Regions from separate parts of the Homo sapiens genome. Here region 2 is linked to region 1. Evidence: chromatin loops called from intact Hi-C (ENCODE). Cell type or tissue: heart left ventricle. All regions are shown on one strand. Links, peaks and the distances in the headings refer to the core of each region. The heading gives the core; the rest is flanking DNA. Region 1 has its middle 320 kb from the start of MIR3688-1. Region 2 overlaps RAPGEF2 (Rap guanine nucleotide exchange factor 2).

What was found. Hi-C counts contacts between places; a loop is a spot of excess contacts. Peaks named below come from ENCODE experiments on the same cell type or tissue, not always from the same donor. Only the 100,000 strongest peaks of a DNase experiment are listed, where the experiment ranks them.
Region 2: a loop joins it to region 1, with 3 times the contacts of the local background. A loop is called at or near these places in 13 of 110 quality-filtered maps.

Annotation. Positions count from the first base shown.
Region 1 is chr4:159,438,377-159,451,168 of GRCh38, forward strand. No RefSeq gene overlaps it. Among named protein-coding and RNA genes, the nearest start is that of MIR3688-1, 320 kb to the left of the region's middle. RefSeq lists an enhancer at 8,521-8,570. In heart left ventricle, for the core only: CTCF peaks have their summits at 6,472, 8,307 (motif pointing left) and 8,518; no DNase peak of the experiment used is centred there; H3K27ac peaks cover 693 bases.
Region 2 is chr4:159,341,912-159,354,703 of GRCh38, forward strand. RAPGEF2 (Rap guanine nucleotide exchange factor 2) reads left to right here. Exons shown (of 30, transcript NM_001394067.2): 20 at 1-36; 21 at 1,068-1,279; 22 at 1,370-1,493; 23 at 2,125-2,148; 24 at 3,195-3,418; 25 at 4,878-5,087; 26 at 8,226-8,378; 27 at 10,774-10,999; 28 at 11,576-12,135. Among named protein-coding and RNA genes, the nearest start is that of MIR3688-1, 220 kb to the left of the region's middle. In heart left ventricle, for the core only: no CTCF peak of the experiment used is centred there; no DNase peak of the experiment used is centred there; H3K27ac peaks cover 875 bases.

The sequences.
Region 1 (12,792 bases), core at 4,139-9,138:
ATCTAGAGGTGAGACTGAAAAAGATCTTCTAGGTTTATTCAGGTTGGTATTAGGATTCAGTTCCTTAAAGTTGTAGGACTGAGGTCACCATTTTCTTGCTGGCTGTCAGCTGGGGTCCCTCTCAACTCAGAAGGTGCTGCCATTCCTTGCCATGTGGTACACACATGGCAGCCTACTTACTCAAAGGCAGTAGGAGACTCTCACTTCAATCCGATAAAAGAGAATCCTGCATGACATAATATAGTCAATGGAGTTGATTGCATTATCCTACTCCATCATCTTTTGCCTTAAATTTTAATCTAATTAAGAGACTGGCTATTCCATCAAATTCACAGTTCTCACTCACACCCGGGGAGGCAATAATTAAGGTTGAATAGACAAGAAGGCAGGGATCTGGGGAATTCTTAGAAGTCAATGTATCACATGGATTTTTTATGTTTAAAAGCCCTTTGTATTTTCTTTCTGTAAACTGTCTTTCTATTTTATTTTATTTTATTTTTTGAGACAGGGTCTTACTCTGTCACCAGGTTGGATAAACTGTCTTTTGATATTCTTTGGCTGCTTTTTTCACATATTCCAAAAAATACCAACATTGTATAAATGAGTACAGGATGAGTGAAGTAAAAGGGCAAATCCATTGGGCAAGCTTTGCCCCAAACAGAAAGTCAAGGTGGGTGGTAAAAAATTTACTTCCCTGAGAACCTGCTTTGGAGGAGCACTGTTATATGAAAACTGAGTTAATCCTCTCTCTTTGAATCCTTCCTGAGGATTGGTGCTTTGACTCCCAGTTCCTGCTTCTCCCAATCAAGTTTTTTTTTTTTTTTTTTAATTAAACTTTAAGTTCTGGGATACATGTGCAGAACATGCAGGTTTGTTACATAGGTATACATGTGCCATGGTGGTTTGCTGCACCCATCAACCCATCATCTACATTAGATATTTTTCCTAATGCTCTCCCTCCGCTTACCCCCCGTCCCCCAACAGGCCCCAGTGTGTGATGTTCCCCCCTCTGTGTCCATATGTTCTCATTGTTCAACCAATCAAGATCTTAATGGGAGGAGGGTTAAGCAGATCCATTTCTTCTTCTTTTTTTATTCTTTTTTTTTCAGAGGTGGAGTCTTGCTGTGTCACCCAGGCTGGAGTGCAGTGGCGTGATCTCGGCTCACTGCAACCTCCGCCACCTCCTGGGTTCCAGCAGTTCTCCTGTTTTAGCCTCCTGGGTAGCTGGGATTACAGGTGCTCACCACCACACCCAGCTAATTTTTTTGTACTTTTAGTAGAGGCAGGGTTTCACCATGTTGGCCAGGCTGGTCTAGAACTCTTATCTCAGGTGATCCACCCACCTTGGCCTCCCAAAGTGCTGGGATTACAGGCGTGAGCCACCGCACCTGGCCAAGCAGATCCATTTTAACACCAAGAAACTTAACTTCAAAATCTTATTGCTCATCTGAAACAAACCTTACGTCTTAATTCTTACAGGACTGAGTTCTGTAACATTGTGATTAGGCCCATCTTGACAATCCAAGACAATTTTCCTATTTTTAGGTCAGCTGGGTAGCAACCTTAATTCTATCTGTTCCCTTAATTCTCCTTTGCCATGTAATACAAGTTCCTGGGATTAAGATGTATATATCTTTTGTAGAAAACATTATTCTGCTTAACACAGGGTCCTATAATTAGCTTAGTCTGGTATACATGGCCACTGCTATGATTGGTGGGAGTAGGGATATGACTGCAACCCCACCAGCATTCCTATAGTTTAATAAGATGAACAGTTCCCTAAAATAAGTCAAACACCATTCTGGACAGAGAAAATATTTTTCTCCCATAACCCCATCTGCATGCAAATTCTTACTAATTATTCTTTGATATATATACAATTTTGCATATTATTGTATTCAAGTGGTAACCGGTGATACATGTTACCTCATTACATTGCATTTTCAAAATTCAGTAACATATATTTATCGCACTGTTAATTTTGATAGCAGCTGTCTTTGCTGGTTATGCTTCTCAGATGGTCAACAGATCATGGATTATTTGGTAAATGAGTTATGTTGACATGGCCTACTTCTGGATTTTGCTCATCAAAGAGTTTGGACATAATTTCTTTATGAATTTCTGTGTATCTCATGCTTCTTATCCTAACTTTCAACTTTAAGAAATTTTAAAATTATGCTTTCGAATGAGAACGTTGATAATGCTTTTACTCCTCTCACGGTGTGTATTAGTTTGTTAGGGCTATATGTCAAGGGTTCCCTAGAGAAACAGAATGCATATGTTATAAGGAATAGGCTCATGTGATTGTGGGGGCTGACCAGCCTCAAGATCTGCAGGGTGAGTAGGTGATATGGTTTGGATATTTGTCCCCTCCAAAGCTCATGTTGAAATGTGATCCCCAGTGTTGGAGGTGGGGCCTGATGGGAGTTGTTTGGGTCATGGGGGCAGGTCCCTCATGAATGGCTTGGTGTCCTCCCCACAGTAATGAGTGAGTTCTTGCGTTGTTAGTTCATGAGAGAGCTGGTTGTTTAGAAGTGTGTGGCATCTCTCTTGCTCCCTTTTCTTGCTATGTGAAACGTCTGTTCCCTTCTACCTTCTGCCATGAGTTAAAGCTTCCTAAGGCCTCACCAGAAGCCAAGCAGATGCTAGTGCCATGCTTGTACAGCCTGCAGAAATGTGAGCCAAATAAACCTATTTTCTTTATAAAATACTCATTCTCAGGTATTCCTTTACAGCAACACAAAACAGACTAACGTGGTAGGCAAGTTGGAGATCCAGGAAGAGCCAACGGGCAGTTTAAGTTTGAAGGCAGGAAATAGTCAATGCCCCAGGTGGAAGGCAGCCAGGCAGAAAGAGTTCTCTCTTACTCAATGGAGAGTCAGCCTTTTGTTCTATTCAGGCCTTTGACTGATCTGATGAGGCTCACCCACGTTAAGGAGGGCAATCTGCTTTATTCAGTCTAGGGATTTAAATGTTAATCTCATTTAAAAACATCCTCACAGAAACACCCAGAATAATGTTTGACCAAATTGGGCCACAGGTGGGCACTCTGTGGCCCAGTCAAATTGACACGTAAAGTTAACCATCACAGGCTGCCATACCAAAGTACCAAAGACTGTTGTTTAAGTGTCTTAAACAACATAACTGTATTTTCTCACAATTCTGGAGGCTAGAATTCCAAGATCAAGATGTTGGTAGAGTTAGTTTATTCTGAGGCCTCTCTTCTTGGCTTGTAGATGGCCATCTTCTCCCTTTGCCTTCACATCGTCTTCCCTCTGTGTGTGCTTGTATTCTAATTGTCTCTTCTTATAAGGGCACCAGTCATGTTGGACTAGGGCCTACCCATGTGAACTCATTAATTACTTCCGTAAACACCCCATCCTCACATATAGTCACATTCTGAGGTACTGGGACTTAGGACTTTGCTATATGAATGGTGAAGGAGTGAGGAGATGCAATTCATCCCATAACACAGCGGAAGTGCCTTTTTTTTTTTTTTTGAGATGGAGTCTTACTTTGTCCAGGCTGGAGTGTGAGGGCATGATCTTGGTTCACTGCAACCTCTGCCTCCCAGGTTCAAGCAATTCTCCTGCCTCAGCCTCACGAGTAGCTGGGATTACAGGCACTTGCCACCATGCTCTGCCAATTTTTGTACTTTTAGTGGAGACTGGGTTTCACCATGTTGGCCAGACTGGTCTCAAACTCCTGACCTCAAGTGATCTGCCCGCCTCAGCCTCCCAAAGTGCTGGGATTACAGGCATGAGCCACCACGCCTGGCCAGAAGTGCCATATTCGTTAATAAAGGTGTGTAAGATCTGAAAGTAGAAACAGAGTTTAGGATGTAGATTGTACTGGGAAGGCACAGGAATGGAACTAGACAGATAGGCACATGTACAGCTTGATTGGTCAAGCACGGTATCATATAGAATCTATAATAAATATTTAGTCCAGGGGCCCAGCTATCATCATTAAGTCCAAAAGAGAATGTAGGTACTTCCTAGGGGTATAACATAATGTCCTTCAAGAATATAGAACTAAGGACAATAAGACTACTCTGAAAGAATTAAATACATAACTATTCAAGAATCATCAGCATAAATATACATAATATAATCTTATAGTCCAGATCAAGTCTTGACTAAAATTATTGGCATATTTCTTTTCTTTCCCCTACAAAATACTATGTTAATTAATGAAGTGGGAGAAATTGGTCATCCATAGAAACATCAAAAACAAAAACAGATCAGCCTGTTTTAGGGGCAAATGTTGGCAACGACCACATAGGTGCACTCTGGGTAGAGAACATCTTGACCCAATGACTTGTCAGTTCTTTGAGCAGATAATATACCTTTTCTTGAGAGGATTGCATCATGTTTTGAGAGCCTGATAGTTTAACATTTAGATCTGTTAACTAACTCACATGTAAACCAGTGAGACCTGGTAACCTGAGAAGTTTGGCTATAGGAACAAAATATGCTGGCTAGATAATATGAAGTGCTAAACCCCTAACTAAATATATTTCTTGCTGAAAGTTTATAAATTGACACGCTGGCTTACACATGAGGATTTTGAAAGCTTTGTTACTATCAGTTGGTATCTTTGAACTTGGCCAATCATGAGACTTGGGAAAGTCAAACTTGTAGGTCTTTGTAAGAGTGAACTCTGTATTTTTGTTAATGTACTAAGGTACTGTCGCTCTTTGTGGCTTTGTGTCAGAAGCCTGAGGATAGTTTTGGCATTACTCCAACCTCATCATACCATTTGTGGTTGAATTTCTGCAATAATAATGGGGTATCTTAGTGTTAGTATAGACTATTACAACTGGGAACCATCAGCAGATCAGGGGCTCAGACACTGGGACCGTGTGTGTGTGTGTGTGTGTGTGTGTGTGTGTGTGTGTGTTTAGGATGCAGGAGAGGAGAATTTGGATGAGAATATGAGGTGAGCCCACAGGCAGAAGGGAATAAAGAAAGGCACTACTAGCTAATTTTTATATGCTATTTACTATGTGCCAGGTATTTTCCCAAGCTCTTTTATGTTTATTAACTCACTTAATTTTTATAAAACTCCATGGGGTAAGTACAATTGACTTCTTTATTTTAAATATAAAATTGAGACACTTAGAGGTTAAGTAAACTACCCAAGGTAGAGTAGGATTTGAACTCAGGATGTCTGGTTCTACAGTCTGTGCTTTTGACCATTAAACAACCATCATCATAGGATCATGTAAGAATTCCAGTGACTAGGAAAAGATCTCAGAGCTGGCATCTGGAATTACTTATCCCTGAGTGCTAGAGGCGGTGACTTTGTACCCCTCCTCCCTTGGGAAACTGCAGGTAACATCTTTAGTGTTTATTGAGTGACACTCTATGCTCGGTGTTAAGCTAGGCATTTTATACTATCTCCTAATAATTTAGGGTTAGTTCTAGAAGGTTCATAATGGAACCAAATGCCAGATGATGATGATAATAGTACTAATAAAAATATTGTGATACTCTATAGCAAAAACAATGATAATGAAAATAGCAGCTAATATTTGTTAAGGGCCTTCATTGTGCCAGGCATTGTGCTAAGCACCTTTTATACACTATCTCATTTATAACTTCCCCAAAGCCTGAGGTGAGGACTATCATTTGGTAGAATTGTTGCATTTTCCAGTTTTTTTTTCATTTAAGCCACAGAGAGGATAAATAGTTCACGAATGGCTCTGGTTGAGGGTAGAAGAGAACTGTAAGGAGGGAGAATCAGAATGGTTTTGAAAGTTGTGGAGATTAAATGTGTAAATATTTAGACAAGTGGTTTATATTATAAACAGCTATACGAATGAAAGATTGCTTATACTATCCACCCTGATTTTGCTGTATACTGAAAGCACTCAGAAACCAGCCGGCAGGGAACACAGTCTGCCCCATCCCACTGGAGGATGCTGGCAGCAAAAGCTTCCACCATCTGGCTTGGCAGTGCCAGGCTCTTACCTTGCCCAGGTGCCTGTGTGGATAAGATGGTGGGAGGGAAGGCAGAACCTCCGAATCCATAACTCCCAAATCCTCAAGGGAGACCAAAATATTATTCTGTTGCTTTCTGGAGTTCTCTCAATTTGAATTAAACTTTCCAGTTAAGTCCCATCCATTGGCCAAGTTAGTTTTTGGCCAACCCAATCTTACTATCTTCCATGGGTCCTGCTTGATGCTGCCTCTTCTGGAAGTGAGAATGGGCATTCATCCCTACCATGCCAATTTCTCAAGGGATAAAAAGGAAACTTCCACAAATATTTCACTTCAGTAGATGATGAAGATTCTATAAAGAGATCATACAACTAGGGAAATCTTCCCTTTTGATCATGTCACTTTCCTTTTCAAAAATCTCTGTAATTCTTCAGTGCTTGCAGAATCAATCCCCAAATCCACCAGCCATCATTCAAGGCCCATTAAAACCACACTAACTAACCATCCTTGTCCAGTCACTTCTGCCTCCTAGAGGTGCATGTGCAAGTGGGAAGTGATGGTGAAATTAACATCCTGGTGGTGAACCTCTGACTAATGGGAAACCAGACACCCTTTCCAATCCTACCAAGATGCATTTTATGTAACGTCTCAGGGGTGCAGTTCTACAGATCCAGCAATGAGTTGCATTTAGCTGTGGCCAGATCAAAAATGCATTCTTGTACTGGTTCTCCCTCCCTCCTTGCTTCCCTTCTCTTGTCACTCACTTCTGCTCCCTAATAAAGTAATAAATTATGTGCAAGGTCTCTTCTGCCTCAGGTTTTGCATTTTGGAGAAGCCAGTAAAAACAGTTAAGAACATAGTTTTTGAGATCCTTGTTCTCACTTGTCAAAAATATTATCATTAATCATAATATTATTTGTTTAAGAGCATGTAAGATTATTGAATAAGAGAAGGGCTCAGACTCCACATTGTGTGGTTTTGAATCCTGGCTTCACCACTTAAAGACTGCAACTGGGCTGTATGTGGTGGCTCACACCTATAATCCCGGCACTTTGGGAGGCTGAGGCTGGCAGATCACGAGGTCAAGAGATCGAGACCATTATGGCCAACATGGTGAAACCCTGTCTACTAAAAATACAAAAATTAGCTGGGCATGGTGGCGGGCACCTGTAATCCCAGCTACTCAGGAGGCTGAGGCAGGAGAATCACTTGAACCCGGGAGGCGGAGGTTGCTGTGAGCTGAGATCATGCCATTGCACTCTAGCCTGGGAGACAGCAAGACTTTGTCTCAAAAAAAAAAAGTGCAACTTTGCTGTGGTAAATATTATGGAACAACTTACTCAAACCTCATTTCACTCTCCTTCTAGATGGATATTGAAAGGTTAAAATCTATATTCTCCACACTCTAATGCAGCTAGCATTCTGGATGTGAGTTCATGTACTTGTGTGATATTTGAAAGGCAGAACTGAATCAGAGACCATTCTCCTCTTTCTTCTTGGCTTCTCTTACTGGCGAGCAAGGCTGCGAACAATTCCCACAGAGTCACCCTCCATTATCCTGGGTGTTGACAGACAGTTACAATGATAGAATGATCTAAATGTTTCCTCTCCTGATCCTTGGCCAGAATAAAATGAACAAGAAAATACACTCAATTGGCAACAGACCATGAGTTAAATAATTAGTGAATCTGAAAGTGGGACTTTCAGAATAATAGCTTTCAAGGAATAACAGCAGAATTGGCCTGAAGACTGGAGTAATTGAAAAAGTAGATATGAGCGGCAACTTACCTCTTTTGAAATAGTGTTTCTCCTGACTGGAGGACTTACTTGGAGTTTAATCTTTACCTGCTCTTACCATGTGATGATAGATAAAACACTCAGACTCTCTGAGGGTTCAGTTCCCCATCTATAATATGTAAATGATGAGCCCAACCTGGTGTGAGGGTCACGGGTGTGAAAGTGACTGTAGAGGGTGTCTACCTCTGTCTTTGCCGGTGTGTATGTCTGTACATCTGTGTGAGTGCATGTGTGTGTGTAAATGCATCTGTGTAGGTCTTTGTGCCTTTATCTGAATGTATGTTTCATGTTTCTAGTTTGTATGTCTTTGAGTTTTTACGGGCATGTTACTGTGTGCATGGGTGTGTGTGTGTGTGTGCACATGTGCTAGTTTATATATACATATCTATTTTGTGAAGGTGTGTTATGTACGTGATGTTGGACGGATGTCTCTCCATGTAACTGAAAACATGTATGTACATGGGTAAGTTTTTGCCTATGCTTCTCTATTTGTGTGATTTCAGTAACACTCTAGTGTACAGGCTCAGAACCTCCTATAGAAATGTACAGAGCACCCTCTAGTGTTCAACAGGAGACAGTGCCTTGCCCACAACAGAGAGCAGGGCCTAAATTGCCTTCCATAAAGCAATGGTCCGCACATGCCCATGGCTGGCTTTCTGGGACTGTCCTTAAGAGGCAGAGGTGGATGGTCTGGAGTGGGGTGCCCCTGTGACAGAGAACTCTGTACAGAATGTGACTCACAGGAAGGTGCTTGATGATGTGAGGTGAAAAGCAGCATCTGCTGCCTGTGGGGACAGGATCACCAGGGAGCAAGTAGGGCATAGGGATAAGAGTTTATTATGCTTCATTTTCATTTGGCGAGTCAGTGGGAAGGTGGTTGGTATATAATCAGATTGCAGTGGCAAGGAAACTTACCTCTGTTCTGTACATCTGAGGATCCGCACTCGAGAAGCTGATCCCAGAATACGCTATATTCCTATATGGCTCTGTATAGAGAATGTTGGGGCGGACAGCATCTGAAGTACATAGGTGCTGCCTATGGAATGTTTACTCTGTGCCAGGCACTGGACTAAATCCTTTAAGTATTATGTTATTTGATTCTGTAAACAACTACACAAAGTGAATACTATTAATATGTCCATTTCAAAGATGAGAAAATTGAGGTCTAGCAAAACTAAATAATTTGTCCAAGGACACACAGTTGAGAGGTAATAAAACCCGATTTTGAATCCAAATCATCTAAAATAAAAACACTGCTCTTAATCATTACAGGGCATTCCATGGTCCAAACCACCATTTTATAAAAGACAACATGAAAACCAGAAGCAGGGCACTGGCTGCCAATTTGACGTAAGATAACTGGAAGGAAAATGCTGATGACTTAAAGTATGTGAAATTTTGGCAAGGCTGCCAAGACCATTCAACAAAAAGGACAATCGTTTCAGTAAATGATGTTGGAAAAATACCCACGTACAAAAAAATAAAGTTGGAGCCTTGCTTTATACCATGCACAAAATTAACTCAAAATGAATCAAAGACCTAAACATAATACTTAAAATTATAAAACTCTCAGAAGAAAACACAGGGAAAAAGTTTCATGATATTGGATTTGGCAATGACTTTGTGAATATGATACTAAAAACACAGATATCAGAAGAAATAGATAAATTAGACTTGATCAAAATTAAAAACTTTTAGGAATCAATGGACACTCAATAGAATAAAAAGACAACACGTGGAACTGGGGGAAATATTTACAAATCTACATTTGATCAGGAGTTGATATACAGATTATATAAAGAACTTTTATAACTCAGCAACAAAGAACCAATTTAATTAAGAAATGAGGAGAAACAGGACAAAAATGTCCATTCTCATAACTTCTTCTCAACATAGTACTTGAAATCATGGCCAGAGCAGTTAGGCAAGGGAAAGAATCAGAAGGTATCCAAATTGGAAAAGAGGAAGTTAAATTGTCCCTGTTTGCAGATGATATGACTTTATATATAGAAAACTCTAAAAATTCCACCAATAAAACTCTCAGAACTGATAAACAAATTCAATGAAGTTGTAGGATACAAAATCAACATACAAAAATCAGTAGTATTTCTATGCTAGGCTTGATGGCTCATGCCTGTAATCCCAGCACTTTGGGAGGCTGAGGTGGGTGGATCACATGAGGTCAGGAGTTTGAGACTAGCCTGGCCAACATGGCCAAACCCCATCTCTACTAAAAATACAAAAATTAGCCCGGCATGGTGGTGCGTGTCTGTAATCCCAGCTACTCAGGAAGCTGAAGCATGAGAATCACTTGAACCCAGTATGTGGAGGCTGAAGTGAGCTGAGAGCGCACCAGTGCTCTCCAGCCTGGGTGACAGAGCAAGACTGTCTCAAAAAAAAAAAAAGGCTGGGAAAATTGGATATTCACATGCAGAAGAATGAAACTGAACCCCTATCTTTCACCATATATAAAAATCAACTAAAAATGATTTAAAGACTTCAGTATAAGACCTGAAACTATAAAGCTACCAGAAGAAAACAGGGAAGACACTTCATCAGCCTGGGCAATATGGCAAACCCCATCTCTACAAAAAATACAAAAATTAGCCATGTGGGGTGGTGCATGCCTGTCATCCTAGCTACTTAGGGAGTTGCGGTGGGAAGATCTCTTGAGTCCAGAAGGCAGAGGTTGCAGTGAGCCAAGATCACGGCATTGCACTCCAGCCTGGGTGACAAAGGGAGACCCTGTCTCAAAAGAACAAAAGCAAAACAAAACAAAACAGAAACACTTCATGACATGAGATTAGGCAAGAATCTTTTGAATAGGACCTTAAAACATAAACAACAAATACAAAGATAAAGACATGGGGTTACATCAAATTACAAAGGTTCTGCCTGGTGAAGGAAACAACAGAGTGAAAAGACAACCTGTAGAATGGGAGAAAATATTTGCAAACTATGCATCTGACATGGGGTTAATATCCAGAATATATAAGGAACTCAAGCAACTCAGCAGCAAAAAACAAACAATTCAACTACAAAATGGGCAAAAGACCATGTTGATTCAGCATTATTTACAGTAGCCCAGATATGGGCTTAACTTAGGTGTCTAACAATGGATGAATGGATAAAATGATAAATTGATAAAATAAATGTATAGTTATGCACTGCATTACAGCATTTCAGTTAATGACTGACCAGAAATGTGACGGTGGTCCAAAAAGATTACAAGGCAGCTGAAAAATTCCTATCACAGTGACATTGTAGCTGTCATAACAGTGTAACACAATTACTTTATTTTTATTTTTTTTATTATACTTTAAGTTTTAGGGTACATGTGCACAACGTGCAGGTTTGTTACATATGTATACATGTGCCATGTTGGTGTGCTGCACCCATTAACTGATCATTTACATTAGGTATATCTCCTAATGCTATCCCTCCCCCCTCCCCCCACCCCACAACAGGTCCTGGTGTGTGACGTTCCCCTTCCTGTGTCCAAGTGTTCTCATTGTTCAGTACCCACCTATGAGTGAGAACATGTGGTGTTTGGTTTTTTTTGTCCTTGCGATAGTTTGCTGAGAATGATGGTTTCCAGCTTCATCCGTGTCCCTACAAAGACATGAACTCATCATTTTTTATGGCTGCATAGTATTCCATGGTGTATATGTGCCACATTTTCTTAATCCAGTCTATCGTTGTTGGACATTTGGTTTGTTCCAAGTCTTTGCTATTGTGAATAGTGCCGCAATAAACATACGTGTGCATGTGTCTTTATAGCAGCATGATTTATAATCCTTTGGGTATATACCCAGTAATAGGATGGCTGGGTCAAATGGTATTTCTAGTTCTAGATCCCTGAGGAATCGCCACACTGACTTCCACAATGGTTGAACTAGTTTACAGTCCCACCAACAGTGTAAAAGTGTTCCTGTTTCTCCACATCCTCTCCAGCACCTGTTGTTTCCTGACTTCTTAATGATCACCATTCTAACTGGTGTGAGATGGTATCTCATTGTGGTTTTGCTTTGCATTTGTCTGATGGCCAGTGATGATGAGCATTTTTTCACATGTCTGTTGGCTGCATAAATGTCTTCTTTTGAGAAGTGTCTGTTCATATCCTTTGCCCACTTGTTGATGGGTTTGTTTTTTTCTTGTAAATTTAAGTTCTTTGTAGATTCTGGATATTAGCCCTTTGTCAGATGAGTAGATTGCAAAAATTTTCTCCCATTCTGTAGGTTGCCTCTTCACTCTGATGGTAGTTTCTTTTGCTGTGCAGGAGCTCTTTAGTTTAATTAGATCCCATTTATCAATTTTTGCTTTTGTTGCCATTGCTTTTGGTGTTTTAGACATGAAGTCCTTGCCCATGCCTATGTCCTGAATGGTATTGCCTAGGTTTTCTTCTAGGGTTTTTATGGTTTTAGGTCTAACATTTAAGTCTTTAATCCATCTTGAATTAATTTTTGTATAAGGTGTAAGGAAGTGATCCAGTTTCAGCTTTCTCCATATGGCTAGCCAGTTTTGCCAGCACCATTTATTAAATAGGGAATCCTTTCCCCATTTCTTGTTTTTGTCAGGTTTGTCAAAGATCAGATGGTTGTAGATGTGTGGTATTATTTCTGAGGCCTCTGTTCTGTTCCATTGGTTTATATCTCTGTTTTGGTACCAGTACCATGCTGTTTTGGTTACTGTAGCCTTGTATAGTTTGAAGTCAGGTAGCATGAAGCCTCCAGCTTTGTTCTTTTGGCTTAGGATTGACTTGGCAATGCAGGCTCTTTTTTGGTTCCATTTGAACTTTAAAGTAGTTTTTTCCAATTCTGTGAAGAAAGTCCTTGGTAGCTTGATGGGGATAGCATTGAATCTATAAATTACCTTGGGCAGTATGGCCATTTTCATGATATTAATTCTTCCTAGCCATGAGCATGGAATGTTCTTCCATTTGTTTGTATCCTCTTTTATTTCATTGAGCACACAATTACTTTTAAAAAATAAATTTAGCCTAAGTGTACAGTGTTTATAATAAAGTCTACAGTAATATACGGTCATGTCC
Region 2 (12,792 bases), core at 2,776-7,775, 98 kb before region 1:
ATGCAAGAATTTTAACTCAATGTTTGCAATCATCAGGTAAGAGAGCACATTTTTTCTTAAGATTCAGTTCAGTTCACAGATTTAAAATATGTATCAGTCCAGGAACATCATATAATTAGTATAAATGCTATAGGTTTTAATTGACTCATAAGAGACAATTCTTTTTCTCTGAATCCTAACCTTAATCCTTAATTTAAAATCTCTCGTATCAAAAAAACAGCTGTGCCAACCTGAAGAGATTTGAAGAAGCCATTAAGCAGGAAACATTTTGGTAGCATCTGAAGTTCTGATTTGGAGCTCAGAAAATCTATATCCCCCACTTTTTTTTTAAGTTTGTTTCAACTTTTCTCAATATCAGTTTATTTTTCTGTGGAAATAACAATACCGCAAAGAGTTATCAACAAGATTAATGATGTAATGTGTGTGGAGTTCCATCAAATAGCACAAAGCAGATGGCCGGGAAATGTTAATTTTCTTCCCTTTTTTTAAGAGCTTAGATTGAGGTTAGAAGAAAAAAAAATGGCAACAATTAGTTATATTGATGTTGAGGGTGATTATTAAATTAGTCATTTTCTCTGTCTGGGAGTTTAGTCATACTCTCATTACTATCATAGCTTTTATTTTATTTTATTTTATTTTATATTATTTTATTTTATTTTATTTTATTTTATTTTATTTTATTTTATTTTATTTTATTTTATTTTATTACTAGAGGATATTTGCTCAGTCGGTTTTATCAAATGGCCGCTATGGGCTAAGCACTGCTATGTGTACATACTGCTGTGTATGGAAACAAAGCATCAATACTTACATTCAGGTGGTTTTACTGATAGTAAACAGATGAGGTAGGTCTATACGGAAGAGAAGAGTAAAACGCCTTGGCTTGACCCTGACCCTACTTCCCTGTGCCATCTCATTCCCCAGAATTATCATGAACAGTTTCTTATGCAGCCTTCTGTAAATTGTTATGCATATAAAGCATAAACATAGAGATGTTATATGTCAATAAATAATCTGTACACTATTTTACTTTAGTTGTTATACCATGTTTCTTTTTCTCCTCTCAGTGGCCTAAACCTGGCACCAGTGGCAAGACTGCGAACGACCTGGGAGAAACTTCCCAATAAATACGAAAAACTATTTCAAGATCTCCAAGACCTGTTTGATCCTTCCAGAAACATGGCAAAATATCGTAATGTTCTCAATAGTCAAAATCTACAACCTCCCATAATCCCTCTATTCCCAGTTATCAAAAAGGATCTCACCTTCCTTCACGAAGGTAAACATAAGGCAGAGGGTTTCCATCTTTGCTTGAAGAAGCACAGAATAAATGCCATGTGATTTCCTTTTCCTCCTCTGTCAATTTCAGGAAATGACTCAAAAGTAGACGGGCTGGTCAATTTTGAGAAGCTAAGGATGATTGCAAAAGAAATTCGTCACGTTGGCCGAATGGCTTCAGTGAACATGGACCCTGCCCTCATGTTCAGGACTCGGTGAGTATGTCATCTTCAGTGGCACGTGTGAGAGTAGAGAAGGTTAAATTTAGAGCTTCCCAATAAATGATTTTTTTAAAGTTTGAGTATTTATATTTGTAGTACGGCAGAAATTATAGTAGGATGTGCTGAGAATCACCTGTGAGCTCTAATTTGGAATAAATGTCTTATTCTGTATAAAGTGTTCTTTCGGCTGTCAGTAAAAACAGTTTGTCTTTCAGACATTTTCAATGTAATAGACACAATTATGTGTTTCTTATTTCTCAGAACACTGACTTGTAGAGCTAAAACTCATAGCTAGTAGTATGCACTAAAATATGTAAATACCCCAAATAGTCTTGTCTCAATATCCACACAACAAATTTAGCTAGCAGTGTAGTAAAAAGTGATTAATTCAGTGAAAGAGAGAAAAGTCAGTCTTAATTCTAGAACAAAAAATTTAAATGTATGTGTCTTTTAAGCCAGAAAAATATTTCTAGTAAAGTTGCGTGTGTGAGGTGATTATGCAGTTTAATGTTTGTGGGCTTCTAGAACTGCTTATCCAGAAGTCTAGTCCTTTCTTTCTGAGCTTGTGATCTTTCTGTCTCTCTTTCTACACCCATGCTTCAATCTCCATGGCTCTCACTTACAGGAAGAAGAAATGGCGGAGTTTGGGGTAAGTGGTGGAGACCTTGCATACCCACACACAGTTCTTATTCTGCTCATTGCATTGTTTTCTTACCTGCTGTATTTTCTGATGCTTTGCATTTTTGCATTTTTTTCCTTAACCCTCGTGCTGTAGCAGAATTTCAGATGGCAAATTGACTTCAAGTTTAATCTGTTGGGGCTTTTGCTTTTGAAGTCATGATCCATGAGAGCTGTGAAATGATTGATGATTGTTCTGGGGAACTACAGGCCAGTTTTTCTGAGCTCTTAGAAAAATTTTATTTTCATATAATTGGTGTGTCTCGAAATGCAGAAAGCTCAAAGTAGGGGGAGGGGAGGAAGGATATTAGAAGGGAAAAGTTGTGCAATTAAAATATTTCACAGATATGTGAGAAATAAATATATTTAATATAAAATAGGTGCCCCCAGGTGTTAAACCCAAATTTTTTACAGCTCAACTAACTACTATTTTCATTCTGTATAAACCAATCCTTTTTAAAAATAATTCTTAACAATTCATGTGCTCAATGGTTTCCATACATATATGTTTACATTTGCATGATTGTTTTATTAACAGATTGACCGTATTACTTTAAAAACTCACCACATTCAACTCAAGGCATAAGAAGACAATTTTGAACATTGTAGCTAATTTTATTTAAATTTATGTATAATATCCTCTTTAGGAGAAGTAATTTTAATGTTGCAAATCTTAATGATTATAGCTGTGTATTCTTGCATGAGCTTTTACATGTAATTATTGTTTTCTGGCACCTGTGAGAGAACTGCCTTAAATGCTCTATAGAGTGAAAAGTAGAATTTCCTAGTTGGAACTGAACAGGTGCCAAACATAAATTTTTATATGTATATTATGTGTAATTTTCTTTAAATTTTTAAAATCTGTATTATTCTATATTCCTGTGTAACAGTTTACTCACTGGAATGAGGCATGTGACCTTTTGAACATAGACTATTAATATCAGTCTTGGCACATTTTAAATAGATAAAGTACTCCCATGCTAGAGTGAGCTGCATATGTACCTTTTCATCTTCCAGGTCTCTCAGCCAGGGTAGTACAAATGCAACAGTGCTAGATGTTGCTCAGACAGGTGGTCATAAAAAGCGGGTACGTCGTAGTTCCTTTCTCAATGCCAAAAAGCTTTATGAAGATGCCCAAATGGCTCGAAAAGTGAAGCAGTACCTTTCCAATTTGGAGCTAGAAATGGACGAGGAGAGTCTTCAGACATTATCTCTGCAGTGTGAGCCAGCAACCAACACATGTGAGTTTTTCCTTAAAGTGGCTGCAGACTTTGGCTAGGATGCAGATTTGTTTCCTGTGCAGTGGTATGGGCAGTGACAAAATAAGGCTTAGTGCAGAGGGGGAGCTAGCAATCCTGAGATATACTAGTCTTTTCCTTGAATGCTAATATTTAATACTGGGTAGCACTGTGCACGGCCAGGCCGTCATGTCAACTGGGTTAGTATGTGGAAGATGACACTGTCCACATCTAAGGCAACCCATTACTTTAGTTTCACCTGGACACAACCAGTACACATGCAACAGACGCATATATAGATATGGCTCCCATTTACATGTCTTACGTTCTCACAAAGCTACCCCCAAAGTATGGGCAACCTGAGGGGAGTCAGGGCATAAAATTGGGTGTGCTGGCTGCCTTTTAACCACTAGCCCAGACAACACCGAACAACAAATTCAGCTACCAGTTAGTTAGAGCAATGATTCTGCTCCACAGTGAACCACAATAGCCTTTAAAAATCTGGTTAATCTATAAATGGGGCAGTTTTTTTTTTTTTCTAAATCTGCATCTTGACTTAAAAGACAAAGGCATTTTCCATTCAGTACACACCTGTGTCTTTTATGGGCAGGTTTGAAGATGTCTTCTGTAGGATTTAATTTAGATAGGTGATTTGAGAAGATTTGGATTATTAGATTTACCCAGGATGCTGTAGAAGCACTGTGTCATGGTGAAGAGCTTGTCCTCTGGAGTCAGAGTGGTCTGAGTTCAAATCCTGTTTGTCTCCTCTTACTAGCTGCAGCCTTAGGCAACTTACTTGACCTCCCTAATCCTTAGTTTCCAGGCGTGTAAAAGGGAGGAAGCATACATATGTCATTGAGTTTTTAATATTAAAATGCTACATATACAACATTTTATTGTCCTAAATTGCTTTGCCATTTATCTACCACAAAATATATACTCAGTATGATACTGAAGCATTATTGGCTACTGTTTGCTTGCATAGATAATTCTACCTCCTAGGAATATGGTAGTAAATAGATTGCAGTTGACAGCATTTATTAAATAAAAACTTAGCACATACATGTCAAACAATTTGGGACACCGTTTTAGAAAAATAGTGCCTGATGACTTTTCTGTTGTAGCTTTTATCACGTATTTGTTTCTTTCATATACATGGATATAACATATTGAACTACCCACATTTTTCTATATTTTTAATGGGGTGTTTAATAGTACAATCATCTTTTGAGATTGCTGACTTCATAAAGTAGATACCTTTGTCCTGCCACATATCTAATATTTTCTGTAACTAGGGTCCCCCATCCATTTTCTGTGCTTCATAAAGGCAACAGGAAGAAAGGTGTGCATTAATTTAGTATTCTAACTGCAGAAAATGCTCACACAGTTCTAGAATTATCTTCTACATACCTACTAGCATCTAAAATTCTTTGTTCTATTTTCAAACCCAAACAATTATCAGTGCCTAAGAATCCTGGTGACAAAAAGCCTGTCAAATCCGAGACCTCTCCAGTAGCTCCAAGGGCAGGGTCACAACAGAAAGCTCAGTCCCTGCCACAGCCCCAGCAGCAGCCACCACCAGCACATAAAATCAACCAGGGACTACAGGTTCCCGCCGTGTCCCTTTATCCTTCACGGAAGAAAGTGCCCGTAAAGGATCTCCCACCTTTTGGTAAGTGATTACATTCATTTCTTTTTTTGGTGCCATTCACTGTCATGGTTTGCAAATTAGGAAAAAAATATTTGTCTTGGATAACTTTGTCTAATATATTTGAGTTTCTCTGTAATTATTAGCTCCTAATAAAACATGAACACTCAGCAAGTTAAACCTGACTTTGCCAATGGAAGGGGTTGTTTTTATAAGTAATATCTCGTTTAGTCATGCTAATTTGCTACGACAGGGTGTTAATAGAGAAGTTATGTGTCTATTAATTTAATTTTTGCTAAGCGCAGAAGATGCTTTGTTCATTTACATTATTTAAACTGGTTTTGCTTTACAACCAACAAACTGCTGGGATTTAAGCAGAATATTTTTAAGTTAAATGAATTGTCTGAAGGTAAATTCTTATTTGTTGACTCACTGATTCTATAACTTAGAGGGAAAAATAAAACAACTAACTCCTGAATATGAAGGAGCTAAATTACACTTCATCTTTCCTACTAAAAGAAAAACATCAGCCAGGCACGGTGGCTCACGCCTGTAATCCCAGCACTTTGGGAGGCTGAGGCGGGCAGATCACGAGGTCAGGAGATCCAGACCATCCTGGCTAACACGGTGAAACCCTGTCTCTACTAAAAATAGAAAAAATTAGCCGGGCGTGGTGGCGGGCGCCTGTAGTCCCAGCTACTCGGGAGGCCGAGGCAGGAGAATGGCGTGAACCCGGGAGGGGGAGCTTGCAGTGAGCCTAGATCGCACCGCTGCACTCCTCCAGCCTGGGCGAAAGAGCGAGACTGTCTCAAAAAGAAAAAGAAGAACATCTAGTAGTTTAGCCCCTTTGTGGAAGTGGTACAACACAATAATTTTTCATAAAATGTACACCTTCTTTTTTTTCTACGTATATGTGAATGAAACAGTTAATAAAAAACAAATTATTAAAAATAAAGGGATAGTAGGCTGGGTGCAGTGTCTCATGCCTGTAATCCCAGCACTTCAGGAGGCTGAGACGGGTGAATCACTCGAGGCCAGGAGTTGGAGACCAGCTTGCCCAACATGGGGAAACCCCATCTTTACGAAAAATACAAAACTTAGCCTGGCGTGATGGCGCATGCCTGCAGTCCTAGCTACCTGGGAAGCTGAGGCACAAGAATCGCTTCAACCTGGGGGGTGGAAATTGTAATAAGCCGGGATTGCATCACTGCACTCCAGCCTGGGCGACAGAGCAAGACTCTGTCGATAGATAGATAGATAGATAGATAGATGGATGGATGGATGGATGGATGGATGGATGGATGGATGGATAGATAGATAAAGATATAGAGAGATAGATAGCAAAGAGTTTACTTAGATAAAATTGGGTGTTGATAACTAAGTCCCTGCACAGTTACAGCCCATCTGTATGGCTTGGGTGAGAGTCATTTCGTAGACCCCTCACGTACTCTGTATCCTCACCTCATTCCATCTGATCAGCAAGTGTCCTCTTTATTGATATGGGGAGAGAATAAGAAAAGAACACCTTTCCTAGGTACATTTCTCCTTTCAAATATTTGTGTTGATCCTCTCATCACAAACACATTGAATTATGTGTTTCTTTATATATTACGTTTTGAATATGCATGCATTCCTGAATCCCCTGCAGTCTGTATCGTCTTTATGCAGAACTTCTCATATGGAAGATTATCAGTCTTCACTTTAGCTAAAAATGCCTATTAGCCATATTTAATATAATGTAGATGTCTCTGAGTATAAAGCTCTATCCCCCATGTTTCTGAAGCCATAGCTCTCAAAATGTCTTTAGTTCCATTTATGAACTTTAGAAATGTGGATGAAATATTATATGTTGTCTTATATTTATTTAGTTTAACATACACATTTAAAGTCACAGTATATAAAATACTAATTTAGAGACACTACAGGTGTTCCCCCCACTCCAGTCCATAAAATAGTTTTGTTCTATATACTTTCTACATCTTTAACATTGGTGTCTTTGTCATCACTAGCACCACTTTTGAAGTATCTCACACAGCTTTCTCAGGCATAATATCTTCACATCCATCCAACATGGTTTGAAAGGTAGTACTTTTTAAATCTGTGTATGATGCTGGCCTTGGAAATTTTTTCCAGATCAAAACTACCCATTCAATTAGCTTTATTTCCTGTGTATATGATTTCTACATGTAATCAAACTATTGCTTTAAAAGGTTTTTTTAAAAAAGATTGTATTAAAACAATATCAGACTGCTTACATGAAGTGAAATGAAGGATTAAATCTTTGTTAAATTTTACTAACACTAATTTGAGGTAGTTTCAGGCTGTAGTGCCTTCCCAAATATCTCTTTGTTGTTCAAAATAAAATTGAGAGTGCCTCATAATAATATGAGAGGCTTTGTAAAATATTTCAGTGTAACTTCCTCATTTATGAAAAATAATTTTGAGGAGGGAAATCATCTTACATTGACATGTAGAATAATTTTTCCTCCACTCTCATCCTGTTGGATCCTGCACGTGGTGCTGGCTCACTTCCTTCTTCTGAAACCTTCCTCCAAGGTTTTGTGACACAGCACTTTCATGGTCTCTTCCGCCCTTCTCTTTCATCTGTTTACTTGATCAAGTATTAACTGCATGGAATTCCTTAGAGCGCTTTCATTCACTTTCCTAGTTAGCTCCTCTTAGCTCTTGACTCTGTACTCTTCTCCCTTTATTCTCACTTCCCTTGAGCTACCCCTTTCCAAGGATACAAAACAGTTTCCAACTCAAATTTGGTTTCTAATAATAAACATGTCTAGCTGTGCCACTTCCATCCTAAATTCAGTGTTTCCAAATTGTCCATTTTTTCTTCATTGTTGCCTAACATATTGTTGAATAAAGATGGTGACTACTTCAAAGTTTAGAATCTAACGTAAAATATCAAAAGCAATATATTTCTGGTACTGTGGCAGATATCAGTCTGAAACCAAACTACGGGTATCTCATGACTTCTGTAGGCACTTACTGTGTGGACCTTGAAGAGTACAAAGAACATTTAGATTGTAAATAGGTTGAACCTCAGTGTAATGATATTAAATCTTAACACAAAAAAGTTTTTTATTCATAAATGGTGTTTATTTTCAGACTTGAAAATACATATTTAAGGTTTTTTTTTTTCCATTATAGGCATAAACTCTCCACAAGCTTTAAAAAAAATTCTTTCTTTGTCTGAAGAAGGAAGTTTGGAACGTCACAAGAAACAGGCTGAAGATACAATATCAAATGCATCTTCGCAGCTTTCTTCTCCTCCTACTTCTCCACAGAGTTCTCCAAGGAAAGGTAGAATTAAATTACTTTTTGTTTTCTTGTATTGAAACCTATACATTTTGGCTATAATAAATTCCAGAGTAATGTATTACATAATTCCTAACATTATAGTCATTTAAGATGAGCTCATTTGCAATGCCCAATGGATTTTTTTTCCCTCAGTTTATAAATTTGGAAGAATGGTGGTTTTAAAAAATGTTATACTTACAATAAATAGTATTAAATTTATAACTATAAGAAGCCTTTTAAAAATACATTTACTTTTAATTCAGATAAATATACAAAGAATTTTTTATATTACAATTTGTTCTAACTAAATTTGGTTATATGACATTAGTACAGAGAAGAGGGCTTTGAAAACATGAAAAACTAATATCTTCCTGATTTATTTTTTCATTGTATTAACACAGGTCTTGATTACCTTTTTGGTTGCTACCTTGTTTTATTTTTAGAGACTATATTTTAGGTACTCAGTCGCCTCCTTATGTTGATACATTCTCATATTAAAAGAGTAGGTAATTTTCTGCTGCATAACTCTTCAGGCTACTTCCTCCTCCTACCCTTTTAACTAAATGAGTGTAAGCCAATAATAAATGGCTAGGACGTAGTTTTCCCTAAAGGAAAGCCAAAAGGGCTTAATACATTGTTAAATTTCACTGACTCAACAGGTATTGCTTTACTTGGTAGATATTTCAGACATCTGTGCATTTTGTATGGGTATCAGTCTCTCCTGTCCTTGTTACATGGATGCATCTCAATTCTTTTCTCATCCTGTTGTTAGGTGGCAGTGGCAATCAGCTGAGATCTTTTGGCTCCGGGCAGTTGGACTTAACCAGTTCCTCCTCTTCTCTTGGAAGTGAGAACAGTAACAAGAATAACAATGCACCACGGACCTATGGGATAGGTGGGGTTTATAGAACCAAAAATGGGGTGGGAAAGAGAGGAATCATCTCATTAGTTAATGAAAATGGGAGAATTCCTCCAAATGTCAAGTGCTCCATCTGAGTGATTTATTTTTCTGAAACTTTTTTTTTTTTAAGCAGACTGTTCAGGGAGGGCTTTAAATCTTATCTGTCAGAACTTGCAGTGTGGTTTTATAAAAAGACATTTTATAAATGAACACATTAAATCTTATCAAGACCTGTGCAGCCTTTAAAAAATAAATCAGGAATTACCAATATGCTGAAAGAACATACTTAAACTGGCAACATTTAGATGCTCTAGATTTTAATTTTTCTTAGGTAAGTGGCATTGAAGAAATTTGCATTGCATATAAGATAAAGTCAATATTTAAGTAACATGAGATCCCTAGTAATGTAGACAAGAAAAAATGAATATTGAGAAAGAAGATTTGGATTTTTTTCATTAAAAATACCAAGATAGGGCCGGGTGCAGTGGCTTACGCCTGTAATCCCAGCACTTTGGGAGGCCAAGACAGGCTGATTACCTGAGGCCAGGAGTTCGAGACTAGCTTGGCCAACATGGTGAAACCCCTGTCTCTAGTAAAAATACAAAAAAAAAAAATTAGCCAGACATGGTGGCACATGCCTGTAATCCCAGCCACTCGGGAGGCTGAGGCAGGAGAATCGCTTGAAGCCAGGAGGTGGAGTTTTCAGTGAGCCAAGATCCCGCCACTGCACTCCAGCTTGGGTGACAGAGGGAGACTCCGTCTCAAAAACAAAAAAATCAAGATAGGCCCCTGCCATTGTGTCTTTCAAAATTATTTTTAGTAGCAAAAGAGAGTTAAGGGTCCTTTCAGGCCAAGAAGTGGACATCTGTTTAGATATTCTATAGTAATGATCTTGTGAAAAGTGCCCTTTAACTCCTTCAAAACGATTGGCTTTTATGTGGTTCAACCAATATTAATATTGAAAAACCAAATGGCAAAAATTCAAAGACATCTTCAGGTCTTATTTCTTATTCTTTTTGTTTATATGTTTACTTAAAATTGTAGGTAGGATACAGGTATTTCCAGTTGAATTAGTCTATGCCATACAAGTTCTAAAAATTGAAAACTGTTGAAAACAAGATCAGTGGCTTTGCATTTTGAAAAAAACATACTTTAAAATCTGATCCGTTATTCTTCATGGTTTCTTTTCTGTAGACTAATAGTGTAATTATATAGGTAAGGGAGCTAAGAATAGTTGAGTGGTGCCTTTTCTGCATCTTTTCCTAGCTTGTAGGATACTTTCTTTTTTCCTCTCTAAACTTCGATTAAACAACTTAAGCTTCATTAGAATAAAACATTTGTCTCTTAGTCATGTGGTCTCTACAAGTGAAATGGGGTTTTTCTCCCCACTTAAGAGATATCTATGCCTGCATTTTATTTTTGCTTCTATTTGGTAGACTTCCCTTTGATGTTATAAACCTAGAGAGTCTAATTAATACGGTTGTATTTCTCATGCAGGCTATACTTTGGCTCCCAGTGGTACTGTGGATAATTTTTCAGATTCTGGTCACAGTGAAATTTCTTCACGATCCAGTATTGTTAGCAATTCGTCTTTTGACTCAGTGCCAGTCTCACTGCACGATGAGAGGCGCCAGAGGCATTCTGTCAGCATCGTGGAAACAAACCTAGGGATGGGCAGGATGGAGAGGCGGACCATGATTGAACCTGATCAGTATAGCTTGGGGTAGGTGGCTCTTTTTAATATTCTTCTGAATTTATCCTTCCATCTCTGTTTTAATAATGAGTCTTTTCTTCCAGTGTTTGTTTTTATTTATTTTACATAATGCCTAAGAATTTTTCTGCCATCCCAGTTCTGATTTTCACAATTTCTACACTAAGTATCATGTTATTTTTGTTAAGCAGACTGCTTTTTTAGTTAAGTTTATTCTTCATTGGAACACAGTTGTTCTGTGCTGAAGGCAGAGGGTGACTGTAGGATCCATCCCAGTTGTTTCGTATGAGCTGCCTTCCTGAAATAATCAAATTATATTGAGCCACCCTTAATGTTGTCGGGGAATTTTTTTTTTTTTAATGGCACGTTGCGTTCTTTTCCCGCATGCCTGTTTTATAGTAATGATAAAGTCAGAAGGCTAGACATGGCAGAACTGGCCAATATAAGGCAATTCAGTGCTACTTTTATCCTGTTTCTGGGATGAAAGCAAGCTACCTTTCTAGGAAAAAGGGTATTTTGGTTTTATCATAGGTGAATTAGTTATCAATCTTGTTTTTTTTTTCTTTTCCATTTCTTTTAACCACTTAGGTCCTATGCACCAATGTCCGAGGGCCGAGGCTTATATGCTACAGCTACAGTAATTTCTTCTCCAAGCACAGAGGAACTTTCCCAGGATCAGGGGGATCGCGCGTCACTTGATGCTGCTGACAGTGGCCGTGGGAGCTGGACGTCATGCTCAAGTGGCTCCCATGATAATATACAGACGATCCAGCACCAGAGAAGCTGGGAGACTCTTCCATTCGGGCATACTCACTTTGATTATTCAGGGGATCCTGCAGGTTTATGGGCATCAAGCAGCCATATGGACCAAATTATGTTTTCTGATCATAGCACAAAGTATAACAGGCAAAATCAAAGTAGAGAGAGCCTTGAACAAGCCCAGTCCCGAGCAAGCTGGGCGTCTTCCACAGGTTACTGGGGAGAAGACTCAGAAGGTGACACAGGCACAATAAAGCGGAGGGGTGGAAAGGATGTTTCCATTGAAGCCGAAAGCAGTAGCCTAACGTCTGTGACTACGGAAGAAACCAAGCCTGTCCCCATGCCTGCCCACATAGCTGTGGCATCAAGTACTACAAAGGGGCTCATTGGTAAGTTTTAAAATTGGGGGACTTTGTCATGTCTGGATCATGTCTTTAATGTAACTTATTACAATAGTAAAATTATGTGTTTGTTGGTTCTTTTCCTCATTTTCTCCATTGCTATGTAGGACTTCCAAATTAGTGGTGTGTTAAGGTCTTTGAAATCAATAGTGGTTAAGAGCCCAGGTTTTGTGGTCAGGTACCTACAGATCTGTTCCTATATAACAAAACATTCAATAAATCTTAGCTATCAGGATGAGTAGATTGTCATTGTGAATATTATCTAGTCTAATTTTTTTCTCTTAACCTGAAAATCAGGATGGATTCCTATTATTCATAGAGGAGAAATTTTTCTTTAATTGAAACTCTTTTATATCTTTGATTCTTCTATTTTGTTCTCTTGATTGTATTTAGAACTATACGCTTTGTATACTTAAAAGTCTTCCATTGATTTTTATTCTGCACGCACATTGTTGATAAGCAATTCTTTGTGCACGCTGTAGAAGGAGGGAGAGGTGCTAATAGTGTAATGACTAAGAGCACGGGTTTAGGAGTCAGGCGGACTGGGGATTGAATCCCTGTTTTGCCACTTTATTAGTTTTGTGACATTGGGTAAAATACAAAACAGTGCCTGTTTCCTCATCTGTAAAATGAGCTTCATAATTT